Linked DNA regions of Mus musculus: region 2 is linked to region 1. A link is a contact called in ENCODE Hi-C or POLR2A ChIA-PET data. All regions are on one chromosome and are shown on one strand. The core of a region is the stretch at or near the end of the contact, and the rest is flanking DNA. Distances in the headings are between cores, read along the strand shown.

Region 1 (3,754 bases), core at 492-2,991:
AAAAAGGCACGCTAAAGCCCATCCCACCTCGGAGGAAGGCAGAGGTGATAATGAAGAGGGCAGTAACTCAATGGGTCCTCCCACCTAGGGAGGAGCCAGTCCTTAGGCCGGAGGCCTTGGGACAACCCCAGGATAGCAGCATCTGTGGTAAGCCTGGCCTGTCCAACTCTCAGAATGTACCCGAGTGGGGTTGTGAGCAAGGCTGAGCCAGGTCACACCAGCACATAACACTCTTAAATGCGGTCATCAAAACAAGGCATGTTCCCAAAGACAGACAATACTTTTGAATTCAAACAGTAAAAAGCAGGATCCCGTGTCCACCTTCCCCACCTCATCCCAAAGCCCAGGCTCTCTAACAAAGGGTCGGTCCTCTCTTCATCAGAAAGAACTCTCCCAACCCCTTACCAAATCCCTTCCTAGGGAAGGTACAGAAATGGGCCAGGGGACCTGTTTTGACTTGAAAATAGGAGTAATGGTGTGTAAAGCAAGATCCTCTAAAAGGGAGTTGAATTTCTGGGCGGGTGCAAATGTGTGCTAAGATGGGTCCCCCCCACTTTCTAAGTATACGGCCAAGCTCAGTCCCTGTGCAAACCTAGGACTCCGTCTTGGGAACTAATATATTCTGAACCCTCAGGTCTCTGAATAGCGGTCTCCTACCATCCTGCGATGCAACTTTACAAACCCTGAGAAGCCCTTGGGGACCCTAAGACTCCAAGGGTTCAAAGAGGGGTCTCACAGCATCTCTGACCCCATCCTTCATGAACTCAGGAATTGCTCTTACAGATCTGCCTCAGTTTCTAGAACCCCATGGGTCCTAAGGGGGTGCCTAAGTGAAAACCCAGGAGTGATTCTTGGGGACATCCTCATAACATTCAAGCTCAGGCCTTTGGAAAACTAGGAGACCTCTCCAAATCACAAACAGTCTTGGACTTTAGAGTGGTCCTCAGAATGCAAACCCTATATCTTGAATGGAAATAACGGGTGCAAGCTCGGGGGGTGGCTCTTGGGGACACTGTCCCAGACTGCAACCTTTATGGGTCCTAGAGGAATCCTCTAGTACACCCAGGAAAAAAATCGTGGGAACTCCAAAGCTGCAACCCTCCTAATAGAGAAGACCTGGTGCAAGTACAGGGGTGGGTCTCAGGGACCCCAAAGGCTGCAAGCCCTGGTACCCAAGAGAAACCGTCCAGTGCAAAGTCTAGTTTTCGGAGATCCCCCCTTCAACGCACCCTTAACTACACGCACGCAGAGGGTCACCCTCACACCGTGACGGCCCCAGACTCCCCGCCCCGAGCCCGCCGCCCACGTGACCCTCCCGCGACCCCGCGCGCGCCGCTGCCCCCTCCCCCGCGCGCGCGCACGCGCCCTCGCGGCCCCCTCACCTGGCGGGCCCGCTGCACGGCGTCGGCGAAGGCGTCCTTGCGGATCCCAGGGCCGCCGCCACCGGGAGGCTGTGAGGGGCCCCCGGACGCGCCTCCTCCACCCGGGCCGCCGCCGCCAGGGCCTCCGCCGCCCCGGTCTCCCGCGCCCGGCGGGCCCGGCGGAGGGCCTCCTCCCGCACCCGCGGCTCCCCCTCCGCCGCCAGCGGGAGGCGGCGGGCCGGGCGGGGGACCTCCGGTGTTGTAGTCCGACATGGCGCGGCGGGGACGGGCTTGGTGCGGAGGCTTCAAGCTGAGGAGGCGGAGGCGGCGGCGGCTCAACGCGGGAACAAGGCCTCGCTCCACACGGCCGCGGAGCACGATGGGAAGCCAGCGGCTGGGAAGGCGACGGGGAGGGGGGGTCGCGGAGGGGGAAGAGGGGCACCTCCTCCCGCCACCGGCTTGACGGACGCCGAGGAACAGCCAGTAGTATACGGCTACCACTCTACGCCCGCCAATCGTGGGCCGTAAATCCGGGCGACCAGTCAGAGCTTCGGAAGATGCAGGGGGCGGGAGGCGCGGTGTGACTGACGAAGATAGGACTCAATAAGCCCAGGGCTGCTGGCGCTGGGCGGGCAATTGGAAGTCACGCGAGAAGTCAGGAGGCCCAATGAAGCGCGAGTTCCACCTTCTCGGGGCGGCTCTAGGATGAGAGTGACGGCTCTGATCAGTCACGTGGCCTTGAGGGCGGAGCCTATGAAAATTCTCTGGGATGAGCTGGGCGGGCGCTCGGCAAGATAGTCGTCAACACCAGCTAATGAATACACTTAGGAGGCGGTGCTTGCTAAGATTGGCAGTCATTTGATCCAGTCCCCGAAGCATTTTGGAGGATGCGCTTGGATTTGGACGTGACTTTTCTCAGAATCCTTGTCCTCTGACTTCTGAGCCAATGGCTGAGCGACAAGGGCAAGCGTTCAATGATTGACCCCTCTGTGGACAAATAGCAGTAACAGAAGTAATAGTGCCCGCTTGCTGAGAGCCAGTGAAAGCGCATCTGCATTGGGGTGGAACCCGCTACCAGGCGGCAGGAGCGGATTAGTGGGAGCAGAAGTGAGTGGCAGAGGACGTGGGAGGTAGTGCTCAGCAGCCGGAACTATGGGCAGGACCTTAAGTCAGCGCCCCAGTAGCCTGGCTTGGGGAGGCCTTGCCCGTGGCCTGCCCGAAGCCTTGGGGGGTGGGGGGAGTGGTGGCCCGAAATTGGGTGAAGATTTTCCCTCAAAGGACCTTCACTTCCAAGACTCATGACACCAACTCCTCAAACTTCAAGCCTATTCCCAACCTCGACCCAGGCCCCCCACAGGGGTCCAAGTCTCCTGCTCCCAACCCTGGACTAAGAAGGAACCCCAAGTTCCCACAGGAGTCCAAACTTCCAGTTGCCACCCTGGGCCCAGAAGTCCCAGGTCCATTTACCGGAGTTCAAGACCCCTAGAGCTCCTAGCCTGGACCCCAAAATCTCAGGTCCTCCTGATCCCCAAGTCGTCAGGGTGGGGGTTGAACTTAGGATCTCATAAATGCTAGGCAAGCACCCTAGACGATACACCCCATCTCCCAGCTCCCACCCAGAACCAGCTAATCTCAGACACAGACGTCCAAAACTATCTTTATTCATTGTCTGCATCTTCTCTTGAACAAGCCTGCAAAAACCCGGCTGGAATCCCAACTCAGAATCCCAATTGGAGGACTCCCAGCGCTTTTCTAATCCGAGTCCTGGGTGGTTTTTGCAAACCAAAATGGCCTTAAAGCCTGAGCCTTGGAGTGCTTTTTGAGACTCAGGGACACTGGGTCTTCCATTCTCTTCTTGTTCAGGGCAGGTCATCTGCTCAGGACTTGTACACCCAGGGTTTTCTTCATGGCTTCATACACCAGGTAGCTGATGCCGCCTGCTGGCAACACCTTCAGTAAAGTGGGTGTCATGCCTCTGTACAGCCCCGGCCAGCCCTGCTGGCTCAGTATCCTCTTGAAGACTCCCTGCATGGTGGGGTTGGAGCCCTCCACAGTGTCTGGGGATAGACATAGACAAGGTCAGCACTGGGTATGATGTGAGATTCACTGTGAAGGATCTGATCACACTGAGGGAATGTTGTAGAGATCATTTGGTTATTGTTATATATGTATGTATGTATGTTGACATGGTATCATATGGTGCAGATTGGCCTAGAACTCCATATGTAGCTGAGGCTAGCTTTGAACTCTTGATTCCCTTGCATGTACCTCCTACTGGAATAACAGCACTATCACACCCAGTTCATGTGGTACTGGGGATTGAACCCATGCATATAAGGCACACTCTGTACCTTGAGCCCCAGCCTCAAAGTAGCTGAGGCTGGCTTTCCAAG
Region 2 (3,807 bases), core at 1,269-3,768, 47 kb after region 1:
TCTTCAAAGCCCTGGGGCTGGATGGCCATGGCGTAAAGCCTCCTTGGAGACCTCCAAGCCAGTAAGAGACCCTGCCTCAAAACAAAAACAAAAACAAAAAACAAACAAACAAACAAAAAAAAACCAAGGTGAGTGTGTATAGAGACCAGCGAGTTGGCTCAGTGGTTAGAACACTAGCTGCTCTCACAGGGGACCCAAGTTTGGCTCCCAGCATCTACACCATGGCTCACGATGCATGTAACTCCAAGTTCCGGGGGAACTGATACCCTCTTTTGACCTCCCTAGGCACTAGGTATGCAGGTATATGTGCACATGTGCAGGTAGAACATCCATACACGGGAAAGAAATCTAAAACAAAACCAAACTAAACCAATGTAGAGCTGGTAAGATGGCTCACGTAACACCAGAAAAAGGTGGATGGTTTCTGGAAAATGACACTTGAGGTCTGCCTCTGGCCGCCACGTGCAGCTGCTCACCCATGAACACACACACTCACACTCACACTCATAAACTCTGAGTCCTCGTGGAGGGGTCACCTAGCTTCCTTTGCCCTTCAGTTCTTGGGTCTTTGGGTCCCTGTGCCCCTGTGCCTATAATTCTTCAGTTGTTAAGGTCCTGCTTTGGGTCCCAAAGAGTGTGTGTGCCCACCTCTCTGCCCCCTCCATACCTTTCTATGTCGAAGGGGAAACAGAACCTGGGCACCATCTGCATGGCTTCCTAGAGAGGGAGGAAGCATCAGTACACCAGTCCTCTTGGCCTTGCCCCTCAGTTCAGGGTTCAAGGCCCATGGCCCCCTCCCTCTGCTGGACCAGCCCTGGGATGCCTTCGGAATACCTACCTGCTCCTGGAAGTCTGGAGGGAACTGCCGCAGGATGGGGGGATCTGTAGGGAGGGCCAGCTGCTGAGCTTGCGGCCTCACACCCTCCCTCCCATCTCTCCAGCCCCAGGTCTCCTAACTTACCCTCTTCCAGGGAGTTGGGGCAGCCAGCTTCAAAGAACCAGTCAAACATGGCAGGGGGATGCCTTCTGTGGACCGTGAGGGGGCTTTAGCTTGTGTGTGTTCTGAGTCTGTATCTGTGTGCTTCTGTTTTCCTGTTCCCTGTCTCGTGTGTAACTAGGTGTGTTGGTGTGGGCCCCCTGAGGGGTGGAGCCAGGTGTGAATGCTGCTGAAGTACGGGGTCAGAGAAGAGAAGGAAAAAGAGAGAAAGCCATGGTGGCTGTACCCTTAACCCCCAGGCAAAGGCAGGTAGATCTCTGTGAGTTCAAGGCTTGCTTGATCTACATAGGAGTTCCAGGCTAGTCAGAACTACATACTGAGACCCTGTTTCTAAAGAGAGGGCTAGAGACAGAGAGGAGAGAGAAGGCAGGGGGAGACAGACAGACCAAGAGAGAGAGAGAGAGAGAGAGAGAGACAGAGAGAGACAGAGAGAGACAGAGAGAGACAGAGAGAGACAGAGACAGAGACACAGAGAGACACAGAGACACAGAGAGACACAGAGACACAGAGAGACACAGAGAGACACAGACACAGAGAGACACAGAAACAGAGAGACAGAGAGTTAGGGAGGGAGGAAGAGAGAGAAACAGAGACAGAGACAGAGACAGAGAAAAGGTAGCAAGAGGAGTCAGAGATAAAGGCATGCCTGTGACAGTGTGTCTGCCTGTAACAAGCACTTGGATAAAAAGAACATACTTATGATTCTTTCTGGTGCCTGTCTCTTGAATCTGTGGGGTAGAACGGCAGAGTCTCAGGTGTGTATCATGTGAGTCCTATCTCTTCTTTCCCTGTGCCTTTGAGCATATTTATGGCTTGTCCTTGTGTCTCTGGGAGATTTTTGTGCGGCCCACACTCAGCAGAGAAAGAAGAGCAAGGTGTCTTGGCACTGAACTGCAAGCCCCACAGCCTGCTCTTCCCTGCTGTCTACTGCATCTAGCAGAAGATGCTGAGGCCTTAGCTTTCAGAAACCAAGGGAAGTGTCTGTCTTGCTGATACCATATCCCATCTGGTTACACACACCACCCTGACATGAGCACCTGAAGCATCTCATTGTTGTACGGACACAGACACCCATGAGTCCCCCACTAAGGTTGACAGACAGTTTCCCACCATACCCTTCACACCTTACCACTGACTATCCCCTCCTGGAAATCACCTTCCTAAAAACCCCACCCTTACTGGAGCGTCATACTCCTAAAGTCCCTGGTTTCATTACACAGATCTAGAGCCAGGAAAATTGAAGAGAATGGCCTGATCAGGTCCCTAGAAGCCCCTCTGGTCAGTGGGTAGCTGTGCTTCCTGGGCCCTCCCCTGCTGTAGCCCCAGTTTTTTTGTTTTTTGCCCTCCCCCAACCCCACCCCGGCTCAGGTCTGGCAATCTCGCTGCACAGGATGGAGGGAAGACAGCTCTTACGTCTCTGTGGATCCCATGGTCTCTGCAGGGCTGGCCCAGCTGGGCCCTTTCCCCTAGTGCTTCTGGGGCTGGGGGAGCCTGTGTTTGCTTGGGGCTGGGCCCCTGATCTGCTCAGTTTCCTGTGTGGCTGAGAGAGGAAGTTTAACAGGGTGACGTCCCAGCCAAAGGAGGCCCCCGCCCCCACCCTCTGTGAGGAACTCAGGCGTCCTGGCTTCACAGCCTAGGTGGGGACAGGGTCTATGGGAAACAGGGCCAGGTTGGGAAGTCTAGCTTCACCCTTATGGTCCCCATGGCCACACCCAGGCCCTTTCTTTCTGAGTCCCCTGGGTATTGAAAGCCTGTGAAGATCACCCCCATCATTTCCCTGTGTTGCTTCTTGGTTTCATTTACAAGGGGCAGCTGCACTGAAGAGCAAAAGAGGCTGACAGAGGTTGATCGCTGGAGTCACACAGGAATCCTGATGGAAATGCAGGAGAGGCTCAGAACCCAGGTAAGGTGAGCACATGGGCACACACAGACACTCCCCCACACGCACACTGAGAGAGGTCACAGAATTGACTGAAGACAGGCAGACAGGCCCGGGTATTACCAAATTTAGGGTTCCATCTGTACCCCAAGAAGTTAGCTTCAGGGATTGGAGACATAGTTCCATAGTTAAGTGCATGTACTGCTATTGTACAGTGTGGTGGCTTGAATATGCTTGGCCCAGAGAATGGCACTATTAGGAGGTGTGGTCTTATTGGAGTAGGTGTGGCCTTGTTGAACTCCTGGAGCTGTGTCACTGAGGGTGTGGGCTTTGAGACCTTTCTCCTAGCTGCCTGAAAAAAGACAGTCTTCTCCTGACTGTCTTCGGATCAAGATGTAGAACTCTTGGCTCCTTCTCCTGAACCATGTCTGCCTGGATGCTGCCATGCTCCCACCTTGATGATAATGGACTGAACCTCTGATCCTGTAAGCCAGCCCTAATTAAATGTTGTCCTTTATAAGAGTTGCCTTGGCCATGGTGTTTCTTCTCAGCAATGGAGACCCTAATTAAGACACACAGGATGTAAGTGAAACACCACATGGGTGGTTCACAACTTCAGCTCCAGTGGATCTGAAGCCTCTGGCTTCTAGATACCCATTCACACAATTAGAAATAAAATCAATATTATACTGAAAAAAATTAAAAAAAAAAAAGAAGTCTTAAGCGTGGCTACCCATCCTTGAGAAGCCAATCAGCTACACCTTTAATCCTAGCTCTCAGGAGGCAGAGGCAGGCAGAGCTCTGTGAGTTTAGGGCCAGCTTGGGCTACACGGTGAGTCCCAGGACAACCTGGAACTCTCTACATAGGGAGATCCTGTCTCAAAAACACCAAAACCCAAACCAAACAAAATGCAGAAGATGCATTCAGTGA

The links. Hi-C counts contacts between places; a loop is a spot of excess contacts on that map. ChIA-PET counts read pairs that join two places held with the same protein, here RNA polymerase II (POLR2A).
Region 2: POLR2A ChIA-PET joins it to region 1 with 11 read pairs in embryonic stem cell. The contact joins the promoter of Dennd1c here to the promoter of Khsrp in region 1. A Hi-C loop is called at or near these places in 2 of 37 maps with a recorded cell type or tissue (heart and left cerebral cortex). POLR2A ChIA-PET finds 5 or more read pairs at or near these places in 4 of 5 experiments (Patski and embryonic stem cell).

Annotation. Positions count from the first base shown.
Region 1 is chr17:57,029,766-57,033,519 of GRCm38, forward strand. Khsrp (KH-type splicing regulatory protein) reads right to left here and starts at 1,742. Exons shown (of 18, transcript NM_010613.3): 1 at 1,383-1,742. The coding sequence starts at 1,634. Slc25a41 (solute carrier family 25, member 41) reads right to left here. Exons shown (of 7, transcript NM_175333.3): 7 at 3,007-3,418. The coding sequence ends at 3,231.
Region 2 is chr17:57,075,980-57,079,786 of GRCm38, forward strand. Dennd1c (DENN/MADD domain containing 1C) reads right to left here and starts at 2,519. Exons shown (of 24, transcript NM_153551.2): 1 at 2,411-2,519; 2 at 962-1,026; 3 at 839-882; 4 at 668-717. The coding sequence starts at 2,427.